Linked DNA regions of Homo sapiens: all the other regions are linked to region 1. Evidence: chromatin loops called from intact Hi-C (ENCODE). Cell type or tissue: IMR-90. All regions are shown on one strand. Region 1 overlaps GRM5 (glutamate metabotropic receptor 5). Region 2 has its middle 310 kb from the start of TMEM135. Region 3 has its middle 56 kb from the start of MIR3166.

The links. A loop is a pair of places that touch in the nucleus more often than their neighbours do. Peaks named below come from ENCODE experiments on the same cell type or tissue, not always from the same donor. Only the 100,000 strongest peaks of a DNase experiment are listed, where the experiment ranks them.
Region 2: it touches region 1 in a loop (20-fold over the local background); 53 of 110 quality-filtered maps call a loop at or near these places.
Region 3: a loop joins it to region 1, with 9 times the contacts of the local background. A loop is called at or near these places in 56 of 110 quality-filtered maps.

What each region holds. Positions count from the first base shown.
Region 1 is chr11:88,541,867-88,546,866 of GRCh38, reverse strand. All of the region lies in intron 8 of GRM5 (glutamate metabotropic receptor 5), which reads left to right. Among named protein-coding and RNA genes, the nearest start is that of GRM5-AS1, 40 kb to the right of the region's middle. In IMR-90, a CTCF peak has its summit at 2,331 (motif pointing right); a DNase peak (open chromatin) is centred at 2,346; H3K27ac peaks cover 606 bases.
Region 2 is chr11:87,350,372-87,355,371 of GRCh38, reverse strand. No RefSeq gene overlaps it. Among named protein-coding and RNA genes, the nearest start is that of TMEM135, 310 kb to the right of the region's middle. In IMR-90, a CTCF peak has its summit at 2,445 (motif pointing left); DNase peaks (open chromatin) are centred at 2,121 and 2,401.
Region 3 is chr11:88,230,073-88,235,072 of GRCh38, reverse strand. No RefSeq gene overlaps it. Among named protein-coding and RNA genes, the nearest start is that of MIR3166, 56 kb to the right of the region's middle. In IMR-90, a CTCF peak has its summit at 2,994 (motif pointing left); no DNase peak of the experiment used is centred here.

The DNA.
Region 1 (5,000 bases):
TTCAATTTAACCTTATGCTTCTCCTCAGCATTAATCTTCTGCATAAACCAAGCTCCCTCACCACTCAAATTGTTCTTGTACATTGCTGTTTCTACAAAGTAAATTCATTGAATTTACAGAAATTCATTTACATGAATCTCATTAGCATGAAATTTATCCCCACGCATCAAGCTTACACCACGTACAAAGTCTTTCTTCACTATCTAGTCTACAGAAGTTTTGAACACATAGGGCCCATATTAAGACTTTACCATTCACTGAAATGGCTATGAACATATATATGTGTATACATCTTCCTAAAAGAAAACTCCATTTAGCCAAATTCCAAGCAAACTGCAACAAAAGTTTTAACATATATAATTATTAAACATAAAGCAAAGCAAAAGTCATTGTAATAGAGGACAATTCTGGGGAACTTTAGCTATAATTTAATATCTTGACTTTACTCATTAGCACATTCAGTAACTATTCATTGAGAATATGCTGTGTGCCAGAAACTGTTCTATGCTTTGAGGATAAAATGAAGAACAACCTAAAATCTCAGCTCTCAAAGAACTTCAACTATAGTCAGAGAGAATGCCAATAAAACATAAACAAATACATAGTATTAATTGTCATTAAAAAAAGAGAAGCAAGATGAGGTATTACAGTGAAATTGATTTGGGACTAATTTTAGATATGTTTAGATACAGTGTCATGAACAGCCTTCTGAATAAGTTAAAGAGAAGGAAGAATGAAGCGAGAAAATAAGACACACAGAGTTCTGGGAGGTGGAGGTATGTATCCCAAGCAAAGACAGCAACAACCAAAAAGATCTTAAGGCAGGAAACAGATTTTCATTTTAGGAGACTAGCAAAAACTCCATTGTGATTAAAGTAAAATGAGAAAAGGAGAGAATGACAACAGAAAAATGTGGACTGGTATTTGGGGATCAGACTAGGTGAGGATTGGGGATCAGACAATATACAAAATATATATTTTGTATATTGTCCTGAATGTGATAGGAAGCTTCGGAAGCTTTGAGAAGAGGAGTTACATCATAAGATTAATATGTTCAAGATATCTTTCTGGTTTCTGTAGATAGAATAAAATTTAGAGTGACAAGAAGAGAAGAGGGAAATCAGATGTCCATTGCAACAGGATAGGTGAGAAATCACGATGGTTTCAACTAGAATGTATAATGATGAAACTTAATAACTGATTGAATGTTGCGTATAAAGAAAAGAGAATACTTAAAGATGGGTGCTAGATTTTACCTTTGTGAATGGAGGATTTGGACCTGTGTAATTCAACCTCAAGGAGAAGAGGTTTGAAGGGTAAAATTGATAACTAAGTTTGGACATGTTTATATTATGTCCTATGAGCTCAAAGAAAGGTTCAGACTAGAGAATCAAAGGGTGGGGGAGGGGGGGCCAACTGCATTTGATAATAATAGGACTAAATTAGAAATAATTTGGATTGGGGTGGGTAAGGTAAAAGAGAATAGGTTTGAAGAAATATGTGTTTGTTTTTGGAACTATTAAATTTAAAATTTCTAAGAGACATCTAAGTGAACAAGTCCAGGAAACTGCAAGAAAATTGGACCAATAATTAGGAGAGTTTGGGGTTTGTTTGTAAGCACAATTTGGAAGAACCAAGAACAGAGCCCAGAGACTAGATAAATAAAGAAAGTCCAAGAACTGAGACCCAGATACAAGTGATAGCATGACAGGAAAAATGTGTTTCAAAGATGAAGAAGTAGTCAATAGTTCCAGTTGCAGATGAGTCAGGTTAGATAGAGTTAAGAGTCATCATTGGGTATGGAAACCAGATGTTGGTTGAGGGTTTAGCAAAAAGCAATTTCAGGTCCCATCTCTTTGAGGAAGTTTTTTGTCTCCCAAAGGCCCAGGCAAAGATGTAAATCAATGTTCATTCGTCAAATAGAACATTCTCATTAGTTGGCTACCGGATTCTATAGTGCAAACCTTAATATAATGTGCAAACTATCAAGATGCAGGTGTGATACTCATAGCCAAGGATTTCGTTGGTACCAAGAGCACTGAGACCCTGTGGTAGCCTCTTCCAGCCTCCTCTTGTAATGAGTTTCAGTTCTTGACAGACTTCTTGCTTGCTTATGCCCAAGTTTAATGTTCCTAAATCAACTGCATTATATAGCCACACATTTTATACTGGGGACTGTAGGAGCAGGAAAAGGAGCACTGAGGCTTTGCAGCACTGTCATGACACTCCTACACTAGGACTGTATTGCCAAGTGCAGATCCAACTGGGCCCTGAGAAGTGTGTGATGAACAAGGCCCCCTAGAGGGCAGCAGAGCCTCACAGGAGTGGGGAGAAAGCCCAAAACAGAGGTTAGTGGGGAGTTTCACTCAAGGAGACACAAGGAGGCAATGCACACATTTACGGAGAATGAAGTTAAGCTTTGTGAAATGAAGGAAGTCCGTAATACAAGGAGTAGAAAAGTCTAAAATGTGAACCAGACAGCAAACACAAGGCTGGGCTAGGAAAGAAAAGAGTGACCAGAAGTCAGTCACAGGAAAGCAAGGCTTGTCTGCTCAGTGAATGTTATGACCCAAGCAATCATAATAAACAGGTACCATTTCACCATTTTCCTAGTCTGTTTTGTGTTGCTATAAGAGAATACCACGGACTGGGTAACACTATTTAAATGAAATTTATTTCTCAGTTCTGAAGACTGGGAAATCCAAGACCATGGCACCAGCATCTGGGGAGGGTCATCCCATGGTGGAAGGGCAAGAGAGCATGTGTATGTGTATGTGTATGTGTGTGTGTGAGAGAGAGAGAGAGTGAGAGCAAATGGGAGACAAACTTATCTTTTTACCAGGAGCCAACTCTCCCAATAACTAACCCACTCCCATGATAACAACATTAATCCATTCGTGAGGGCAGAGCCCTCACAAAATCACCCCTAAATGTCCCACCTCTTAATACTGTTACACGGCAATTAAGTTTTCAACACGTGAACTTTTGGTGACATTTTCAAGCTATAGCAACCATGTTATCTGCTATGGGCTAGATGATAGGTTAGGCACTGGAGATATAAAAATGAATACAATACCATCCTTCCCCCAGATAACTTTTCTCTTCATAATAAATTCAGACTCATAAAAAATAATGTTAGTAAGGAAGTATAGATAACTCGATCCTTTGTGGGTATACAAAAAGGGAAATAATGATGAGAGAGGACAGGAAAGGCCTCAAAAAAAAAAAAAAAAGGATAACATGATGGTATGGGTCCTGGTTGTGGGTTTTTTTTTTCCTCTTCTCTGATTTCTCTATGTCTTCCCTGAAATAATATTTTTCTTTCTCATTTATTTATTCTCTCATTCAGCACTTTTTTTATTATTGAGTCTTGCCAGGCCCCACTCACTGTTGTGGGCACTGGGATACATACATGGTCCCTGCCTTCAGAAACCTTCTGCTATTTTATTTGTGGTGAACGTGACAGTCACAAGCAAGGCAGTCAGCTTGCACCCATTTGTTTCTTCCAATGACACATTCTGCACCCTGCCCTCTTCCTAGGCTTGAAGGAGAAAGCTTAAACGGTCAGCTCTACAAGGCCCCATGTGAGAAAGAAAGGTAACAGATAAAGAATATCATGTCTTTTCACTTAATCAGCTCTTATCGCTTATGCAGTTAACAAATAGTTGTTGTGCACAGTGTGCCAAGCTTGTGCCTCTCAGGCCAGGGTAAGTTCAAATTACACCACGGCATTTTCCATTTTAGTTCTAGGAGATTTATTTTTTCATTCTAGGACACCTAGGTGTTATTAACCTTTTTTGAAATGAAGTCTTGTTCTGTCGCCCAGGCTGGAGTGCAGTGGCCCAATCTCAGCTTACTGCAACCTCCACTTCCCGGGCTCAGGTGATTCTCCTGCCTCAGCCTCCTTTGTAGCTGGGATTACAGGTATGTGCCACCATACCTAGCTAATTTTGTATTTTTAGTAGAGACGGGGTTTCACCATGTTGGCCAGGCTGGTCTCGAACTCCTGACCTCAGGTGATCCACCAGCCTCTTCCTCCCAAAGTGCTGCGAGTACAGACATAAGCCACCAAGCCCGGCAGGTGTTATTATCTTTACCATGAGTTTAGTGTGCTCTATTTGTTTGTCTATGACAGCCAATGTTTATCATCCCCATTGGATTCTAAGCTCCTTGAGTTGAGAGGCTGTGAAATGTATTTTCTGGATGTCAAGTAGAAAACCAAGTACTATGCCAGGTATCTAGAAAATACACAATATATGTTTAAGTATATCATTTACAAACAGAAGAACCTAGCTTTGAATTCCAACATCAACATTTATAAACTTTGTGACCAATAGATCTCTTTTAAACAGGATCATCAATACCCCTCCCTAGGGTTGTAAAGAGACAATGTTTGAAACAATGTTTAAAAAGCTCTGAGTATAGTGCCTGTTACGTATGCTTGCTCTTCCTCTTTCTCTTCTTTATTCTTTGCCCTCTACTTGATTTTTGTTTGTTTGTTTTTTCCTTTTTAGCCATGCCTTTGGTAATTTTGGTTATTTTCTTTAATCTAGTGTTCTACAATACAAGCCTCAGTGTTCAACAGCCCAAATATGAGTCCTGGCTTTGCCTCATCTAACTGTGTGACTTTCAGCAAGCTACCCAGCCACTCTGTGCCTCAGTTATTTTTATCGGTGAAAGGGGGATAATAATAGTACATATCTCATAGTGTATTAGTCTGCTCTCACCCTTCTATAAAGGTACTACATGAGATTGGGTAATTTATAAAGGAAAGAGGTTTAATTGACTCCCAGTTCCACATGGCTGGGGAGGCTTCAGGAAACTTACAATCATGGCCAAATGTTAAGCAGGTACCTTCTTCACAAGGGAGCAGGAGAGAGAAGAGAAAGCTAAGGGGGAAGAGCCCCTGTAAAACCTTTAGATCTCACAAGAAGTCACTCACTATCATGAGAAGAGCATGGGGGAAACTCCCCCTCACGATCCAATCACCTCCCTTCCTC
Region 2 (5,000 bases), 1.2 Mb after region 1:
ACGCTCTGCAAAGTGCTTTCTCATGCATTGTCTCATTTGATCTCACACCACCTCTGGAAGGCAGCCTGGATGGAGAGGCTGGTGCCTATTTTACGGGTGCAAAAAAAGATGTTCTCTTTTCATGCCCTTTCAGGCCTGAACTCTCTGAGGCAGATGGAATTCTCCTTGAAGGCTCACCAGGAGTAGGAACCAGAAAGCTTGTTCTGCTAAACCTGGAAGATCAGCACCATGAGACGGGGAAGGTGGATGGAGGGGTGATTTGTCTAAAGTGCCAAAAAAAGGCTTTGTTCTGCTCATAGTTTGAAAAAAAAAATGTGTCCATTGCTTCTGTGGTTTCCCAACATACATTTTGGTATCACCTGGATCAAGTGTCTCCAGTGAACAGCAGGTTCTGACATCCTGACCTCAGCTCCAATCTCCTCCTCTCCAAGGGCTGGTGAAAGCCTCTAACATTCCTGTGTCCAAGACAAAAGTCCTGAGGTCTGCTTTATTTCCACTTCTCCTCAGCAGGTCCTACATTTTTTTATTTTTATTTTTATTTTTTTTTTTGAGACAGGTTCTCACTCTCACTCTCTCATCCAGACTGGTGTGCAGTGGTGCGATCTTGGCTCACTGAAACTTCCGCCTCCCAGGCTCCAGCAATTCTCCTGCCTCAGCCTCCCGAGTAGCTGGGATTACAGCTGTGCACCACTACTGCCCGGCTAATTTTTGTATTTTTAGTAGAGACAGGGGTTTCATCATGTTGGCCAGGCTAGTACTGAACTCCTGACCTCAAATGATCCACCTGCCTCTGCCTCCAAAAGTGCTGGGATTACAGGCGCGAGCCACCGTGCCCAGCCAGCAGGCCCTAAATTCTGCTAGTCGTCTTTCCTGTGCTCCAGGCTGCTCTCCTATCCTTCAGCACTAGGGCCCTAGGTGGGATTCACAGAAGGAATTATATCCCTACTCAGTGTTTACCTGACGATTATATACCCTTTCTCAGGGTTTACCTGACGAGCCAAACACTCTGTCGTCCTCACACCTGCCAGGGAAGTGCACTTCCTTTGGGGCCCAAAGCCCAGAATGGTTTGAGCAGATACAGCTTTATCTCTATTTCATGCTCTGTTGAGTTCCTCTCTTAGATGTATTTTCATCCTGTGAGTTTTCTTTGGTGGAAGAGAAGGTATTTTAAGCTTTTTTGGAGCAGAGGAGTAATTTCCTGGTTGTGATCCAGGCTCTAAATGGCTTCCTATACCCTGCCTTCCCCGCCCCAGTCCCTCCCTGCTTCCACACAGCAGACCAGGCAGAAGCCTTCCTAGCCTGGCTCTTCCTGTGTAACACATTCCCCCCAGAGCATGTGTGGATGTGGGGTGGGGAAGGATTAAGCCTCTTGTGTCCTGTGTCATAGGCCATATAAACACCTCAAAGACATCACCCCTTCCAGAACCCTGCACAGATGTGATACATATAATGCATAAGTACATGACTACATGAGGGTTCTCATCATATCCCCTTTTGTGCTTGAGTATGAAACAGACAAACTAAACCCCTCTATTTCCATGAGCTCATGAACAATTACAGTAAGAACTCCGGCTCCCAAATGAGAGCTAACAGCCCCTAACAACCTTTGACTTGGAAGTGGACTTTAAAAAGACAGTGCCAAGAGCTGTGTTACCCACTGACAGTTTAGGGACAAGGTCTGGGTGCCCACAGAGCCTAGGTGTCGAGGACGAAGGAAGCCTCTGCTGGGAAGATGAGCCTGAGACAGCTACAGAAGGAAGATGGCACATGTGGCCAGGACAGGCCCCAAAGAGGATCAGCTCGCCTGCCTGAGTACATCCGGGCATCCTCTTTGCAGAAGGCTACTCTCAATCTCCCTCCAACACATTGTGACACCCATTTTTTGCAAGTCATCTGTTGCTCAGAGGAAACGCTAGACAGTGGTTGGGCCATAATTATAAAGACAGGTAGATGTGTGACATTTCCGAGGGCTAGGCTGGGTGCAGGGAGGCAGGACAGTAGGAGGCTGCCTAGAGAAAACATTTTTTCAGATCTGGCACTCTTGGTATACACCACTGAAGGGCTGACTCTATGACTGAGAGAGCTGATGATTCACTTGTGCCCCGTCTGATCTGGGACTTAGACCTTCTCAGCACTTCCTGCCAACCCGACTAATGGCCAGATGGGCTGCCTAGGAGAGGGGCATCGCCCAATCTGCAGGAAACAGTAATTACAAATCAATGTTTGTGGGACCTGACTGGGGTCGAGCCTGCAGAAGCTGGGTTTGTGGCCAGTCGAGGGATCCTGCCAGCCTAGGGTGCCAACGTTCTAGGGTGCCAACGTGGGGCAGGGCTGAACACCAATCTGGCCAGGCAAGCGTCAGCAAGCCAGATCCTGCACTGAGCCTGAGCCCAAGCCCGCGGGTTGCTCTCCGACTAGCGCTCGTGGAACACGGGTGCCACCTAGTGGCCAGATCTGGCATGACTGGCCCCCAGAGGTCCCAAGGAACCGCCTGTGCGGCGGGGATCACGATAGCCACCACTGCATGACAGTAATGACGTCAATACTATATCAACACCACGCATCTTTCCAGCCATCCTGCCCTCTGCCCTAAGCCTTTGTTCAGGCTGATCCCTCTGTCATCATAATCGCATTAATTACAATAGTAAGAGTAGCATCTCCATCAAAAAGAACAAGACTCTCCACCATGTATTGGGCACTTACTTTGTGCCATACACTATGCTAGGCACACGGATTAGAAATTACCAAGCTAAGGTCCCTTCCTTCATGGGACCCATATGCTCAGATATTTGCAATTAACCAAAATCTAAGACATAGTGGCAAAATAGATTCAACAACCTGCAGGGGCAAAGATGAGGTGACAAGTCATTGAATATCAGGAGCTGGTTTTTAGGTGTCATCAAGGGTGCAAAGGATGGGTAAGATTTCAGTAGGTGACAAAAGGGAAAACATTCCGAGCAAAGGAATGGGACAGTGAAAACAACGGGTCCAGGAAACAGCAAGTGTAGCTGCCAAATATTGTGTATGTGGAGGGGGGGGGGTACAGGGGGGTACCAGGACCCAGAAACGGTTGGAACTTGAAGTTATGATAACCTGTGATGTAAGCCAGTTTCTGGGTTTGAACTTTTCTTCTGAGGCCTAAGATAAGCCACTGGAAGGTTTGAAACAAGAATATCGGTTGTTTCTTAAAGATCTATTTAAGAGGCCAGTGTGCAGAGATTGGTTAGGAAAAATGGCTGCAGCATTTGTTACAACATAATTCACTCAACATCCAACAGAAAATGACAAGCCTGTTATGAGCCAGATGCTGTTCATACAAAAATCTCTTCTCTCGTGAAACCCACATTCTGGAGTTTGATGAGAGAGTGGGTAGGAGGGATAGAGAGGAAACAGATGGAAGATATTGCAGAAGTTGAATCTCCAGGACTTTGATGGCCAAAGAGGAAGAAAGAGGAAGGAGTAAAAGATGTCACCTAAATGAGAAAGAGAGAAGTAAAGCCACCTGATGCTGGAACTGAAAGAAAAGGGCAGGTCTGTGGGGAAAGGAAATGAGTCTGCTTTGGTAATCAGTTGATTCAACAAGCAACTCCAAAGCAAAAACTCTGAGTCCACAAAATCAACATTACATTACAACGACCCACCTCTCCCATCCCATGAAAATTGAGACTAGGTTTACTGCCATTACAGGTTAAAACTGTGCTGAATTAGTTGTCAAATACAAATCTCTATAAACAGAAAAGGAGCGTTCTCTTGGAGAGAAAACGAACCTTTCAAGATCCAAAGAGGAATGATGGCCTGCCTATGACAAAGCCGATCATAATCCCCAAAGACACAATCCTGAATGCCATAATCCCGAATGTTGAAATCTCAAAAGATAAAAATCCAGAAAATATAACTCTGACAAAAAAAAATGTGTTAATTCTTTAAAAGATATTTATATTTTTTAGGGAGGTTTATTTGAAAAACATATAAAAACATGATAGAACACTTCATAGGCCACCTTTTCACAATGAACTAGGTAATAACAAAGTCCATAGTTGTGCAAGCATAAACATTCAGGTATATTAATGAGAGTCTCAGAAGTATAATGGTTATGACAGACAAATTATATTCATAAAGAAACAGCTCAAAAAGGGAAATGCATAAACACATATCACCAAGCTTTATAACTGCAGTTGTCTGAAATACCATGACAGACAACCTAAGGCTTTTGACAAGTTTAATCCAAAACCGCGATGGGTCACCACTGCATATGCAGTCACCCACAGAGCTGAGATCTCAAGAAATTTTATCTTTCACAAATGCTCATGTACAAAAAGGACATCTCTTCACTTATTGAGGAAGTTTCAATGTTTTTACATACATGCACAATGTTTACACACAAAGTCGATGTTGTGATAATATACTTTCATGGAGTCAAACTTGCAAAAAAAGAAAAGCACAAATTAGAACTCTCTAAAAGAATGTACACAACTTAAACCTCTGGTATTAGAAGTGATGTGAAAATGAAACACATAGCGTAGTGAATTGGCAATATTTGTGGAGAGGCAGAAGTTGTACATAATTGAATATCCTGGCAGGGGAGATTTGTATTTTTCATCTGCATTTTCACTTCTTGTATGATCTTCAAAACATTAGCTACACTTGTATTTGTTGAGTGGTTGTGGTCTACAAATTTTGTAAGTATATGCTGTCCATTTGAAGGTCTGGTTACTGCTTGGCCATTGCAATTAAGCAATTTTCTGCTTCTGAAGCACCAATAATAATTCACTTTTAAACTTTTCTTTCACCATTAAGTAGCCTCATATACTTTTTTGTGAGTGAACAATCTCACAGATCTCTTCCATTGTGTCAGAAGGAATATAGTAAGAAGGAATGATATCTGGCTTCCCTAATACCACATCTGTATTCATTAGGGTTCTCCAGAGAGACAGAATCAATAGGATATGTACACAGATAGGACAGGGATTTACTAGAAAAACTGGTTCATGCAATTACAG
Region 3 (5,000 bases), 310 kb after region 1:
TAGCTGACATGAAAAAAAAAAATTCACCTGAGAGTAAATTCAGGACCGTATACATAAGAAGAGAAACGACATTTAGTAATAGCCCTTAAATTTGCATCACACTTTATTGTTTGCAAGCCTGTCATGTATCACACCTTCATAATACCTCACATGGGGTGGAAATGTGGGCATGGGTTACTATTCCCATTTTAGATGAAGAAACAGAATTTTCTTAGGAAAATTACAGCAACTTGGCCAAGGTTACAGCCTAATTTAAGGCAGATTGAGAAGCAGAATCCAGGATCCGACATTGTGAGGTCTTTCTATGCATGGAGCAACTTCTAACAGGCTTGTACTTTAGTAGAAAGCAGGGCTGGAGACACTGTTGGAGTAGCCACCCCAGACAGATTTCACAGCCAAGAAGACAAGACAGAGGATTTGCACACAAACTATACCAGGCCTCATAGTCGGTTTTTTGTTGGTGGAATTTCAAACATCTCACCTACTGCTTATGTATATCGTTTCATTTATTGATCTGTTTCATTGTTGATCCATTAATCTATCCATCCATCCATCCATCCATTCTTCATCGTCGTTGTCATCATCATCATTGACATTATTATTACTACTATTGAATAGCTACTTTATGAAGGTACTATGCTAGGATATGAAGTTATAAAGTCAAACAAGACCAGATCTCTGCTTTTAAGGATCTCATAGACCAAAGGAATAGATAAATATGAACAAATATTTGTATTATAAAATGGCAAATCTAAAGGAGGGGCAGGAAAAGAGTACACAGACTTAAGGATGGAACAAGCAACCACTGGGGAGTGAGAGTGTAATGTAGGGAAGGCCCCAGGATGGAGGACATACCTAAAAGGTAAGTAGTTTGAGGTAACTAAGTGGAAAGGATTTTTCTGAGGGGAAGCTTGTACTAAGGCACAGAGCTACAGCATATTTTGGTTTGTTTAGAAAAATGCATGTGTTCCTTAATTATTGGTGAGAAAAGTGTAAGAAAAGGAGGGTAGGTAGTAAGCAGGCAGGGATAGTCCAGAGTCAGAGCAAATCTCACAGCAGGAGGGACTCCAGGAACCAGGAGAACCAATTCTAGAGGTGCAAAGCTCAGTTTGAATGGGTATTATCAAAGAGAAAGTAGGAAATGTGGCAATATTGTGTGTGTGTGTGTGTGTGTGTGTGTGTGTGTGTGTGTGTGTGATGTCAGGGCTCTAGATACTGAGAATGGATAGGGAGGAGGAAAACGGTGTCAAAGGGTGTCATCTCAGACTTATCACAAGGTAGAAAGAAAAGTTGCCGGCTTTTTCAGAATTCTTAAGTATTTTTATATTAACTTCTGTCCCGTCTCCTTAATACTCTTCTTTAAGTTTTAAAATAATGTAACTACATATGGAAAAGAAGAGAAAGAAGGATATATACACACACATATCACCTATCATTTTGTTCTACAGCATTCACTGTTTTAGCAACAATATTGTGTATTTTTCTCCTGTTTTGTTTTTATGTCTGTTGTTAGAAAATTAAAGGTAAAAGAAAACAATTCTATATAATACGCCACTATGAGAAATTTTTGCCAGTTATTTCTTTAAAAATGAAAAAGAGGTAGAATACAGGGCCTAATAGTGACCCTAAGTGTGTAGTGGTTCGAATGACAGGCTTTGGAGCCAAAAAAGATCAAATACAGAATTCCAGCTCTGACATTTACCCGTTGTACAATTTATTTTTTGTTGTTCTTAACTTTTTTTTCTGAAACATTGGAATAATATTACCCAACTCACAGATTTGGTTGCAATAAATAGTAAGTTAATTCTTATATCCTTTTCTGTAAAGGTTGTAAGACATTTCTTTCCCTTTTTTTTATAAAAGTGATTTATGTTTTTATTTTGAATTTACAAATTTAGCAATGAAAATTCTAGAAGTTTAATTAATCTTTATATATGGAGCACCTCTATTTCTAGCTACTCTACCTTTTGTATAAATATATTAACTGACACAAAAGCTTTCTATCAGAAGACCAGATTTTTTCAGCTGTGAGGATAAAGTCTCATTTAGTGTTCTTTTAAAGGTAAATCTAGCTGGGAGGAATGAGATAGCATAGAAAAAGCTAACTGTTTTAAACAATTTTTGAACAGCGTTATTTTCAACAATATAACCATCCTTATTTGTTGTATCATTTCTATTTTTGAGATTGCTGCATGCAATTGTGAGATTCCCTTCTAGGACAGTGGCATGGTAGCAGGTTGTCATTGTGTAAAAGGGGTTATGATAGAACTGAAGGGACAGCAAAGCTATCAATGATCGTCTGTCATAATCAGTTTTTTTCTTACAATCATCTCATCTCAAGACCCCATAACTCCGCACTCTGATTGTGCCCATTAGGCACAGCAGATGGTACCATTTTACTCCGTGGAAGCAGTGAGCAGAAAACTTGCCTCCGACCACAACATTTGTGAGCAGAAAAACTAGACAGCCTTTTCCCCTCAGTATGCCCAAGCCCTGGCATTTAGTTGCAGTAGGCAAGTGATGTAAAAACCCTTTGATGATCTAGAAGAGGAAACATAGATACTTTTATTCTAATGCACACTGTTGTGAGCCTTGACTATGAAGCACACTTCCTCTGGCTGAGAGTGTGTGTTCACAAGCTAATTAACGTTTTCCAACCCTGCTTTGTCTTGCCATAGAAAAGATGGATCAGATATTTCTCCTGATTTTATGTAAGCTGTACATCTTTTCTGTTTATAACCATGGAAGAAAAACAATAACTGTGGCAAATGCAAAGACCTACGGCAATACACACTCTGGGTGCTGATTTGGGGCATGTTACTAAATCAATGTGTGACCTAGGCAATTCTCTTCCTTAGCTAGTTCTCAGATTTCTCCTCTGTGAGAATGAAGGGGTAGGATCACTGATTTGCTTCATCCTTTCCAGCATCAGCATCCGATGGACTAAAGTGATTAATGTTGGGCCTGTGGCAAGCGCAGATTTTATGGGGTTCCACCTAGTGGCTTTGCTCCATATTACGGTTCTAAGTGAGTATGGCATGGTTGTATAGAATAGAGGCTTTTGAGGCTACAGACCTTGCTCTGAGTCCTGACTTTGTGCTCAATATCCAAGTAAACTTGGGCAGCTTCTTAGCTCTTTGTGATTTGTTTGCTTTTCTATAAAAATGGAAAATAATACCTATTATATAAGGTGGTTATGAAGATTAAATGTTAGCACAAAACACAGGAATAAAAGTGAGGGCAGCATTATTAGATTCTAGGGAAATTAAAGTGACAGTTAAAAATAGTGACAACTGGCTGGTAGATGGGGACCTGCTCTGGGTGCATATCCATGAAACTCACTGTGCATCATATAAAGATGGCCAGCTAGACATAGGTAATATGTGCCTCCTCCTAGGAGAGGAACCAGGATAGTAAGTAGATATCAGAATAGTTGGCAGATACTCACATTTTAAACAGATCATATAGGGCACAATGCTAGGATTCCCCAGAGCAGTGACAAGAAGCACCCGAAATAGGTAAAGAGAGAGCAAGACAGCTTGCCCAGCCAGGAACCAGCTAAAAGTTAGGAGAGCCTCCTGGACATGGGGAAATAGTAAAAGAGAAACCCCCGGGGTTCCAAAATCAGCTTTTACTATCATGGCCACCAAAGAAACCCTTAACTCGTTAGGGCCTTGGGCTTGACATACAGAGCTGGCTAAAGATTGCAAAGAGATGTTTCTCCAGAAAGAGAACCCATGCAAAATTTCACAGGCACCTGAGCTTGGAGCAGCCTCAGCTGGGAGCTATCTTGAGAGCCTAGATACTGGAGATCTACAAACATGGCTGGGGCTACTGCACTGCTCCAACAAGAGAAAGAAGAGGCTGGGCACTCCCATGCACCCCTAGGAGGGTGCTTGCTGCCCTGCTGTGGGCTGCTGTGAGACTGAGATGTAAGTGGACCATATTCCCCATAGCTTCTTGCCCATACTGCTAGACTGGAAGGTACTCTGCCCACCCTGGGTCCCAGGCCCAGGGTGAGTGCCATTTTGAGAGTTTAAGGCTGAGCCATATGTCACCTTAGGCCTGAGTTCAGGCTGATGTGGTTGTAGCTGCCATCTGGCCAAGGAGGAACAAGAAGACAAAGGTATCCTATGTATATCTAAGACAATATTTACTTCCCTGCAACAGGCTGCTGTGAGATTGAGACACAAGTGGACTGTATTCTCCACAGCTTCATGCCCACACTGCCTGCATGGGAGGAGACCCACCCTCCCTGACTATAGACTCAAGGTGCCATTTTGAGAGTTTAATGCTTGGTTGTCCCCTGCCCTTGAGATGAGTTTGACTTGACATGGCTTCAGCTAATGCCCAGTTAAAGAGGTATAGGAAAGCCAGGCTTCCCAATGCACATCTAGGTCAATACCCAGTACCCTACTACGGGCTGCTGTAAGACCAAGACTCAAGTAAACTGCTTTTCCCATAGCTTCTTGCCCATGCTTCTTGCCTGAAGGGACCTTACACTCCCTGGTCACAGGCCCAGAGTGCCATTCTGAGAACTTAATACTGGGCTGTGCCCCAACCTTGGGCCAAGTTTGAGGTGACATAGTTGCAGCTGCCACCCAGCTGGGAAAGGGATAAGTGAGACAAAGCTCTCCTAAGCACAGTTAGGACAATGCTTACTGCCCTGCTACAGGTGGCTGTGGGACTGGAGACTAGCCCACCCAACCCATCACAGCTTCCAGCAACAACAACATGCGTTGCTTGGGTCCCAGTGGGTTGCACCACCATTGCTACTACCATCACCCATACCACATTAGCTACCAAGGGTCCTAAGAACCCACCCACACACTGGGACCACTGCTCTTACTATTAATTTCTAAGCAAGCCACGTGAAGGCTCAAGAATCAGTCCTCCCAGACTCACAAACACTAGAGCCAGTGTAAGTTGCTCTGGGGCCTGAAAGGACCCCACTGCTACTACCACCAGAGCCTGAAGACTGATTTAGTTGGTGTCCAGGT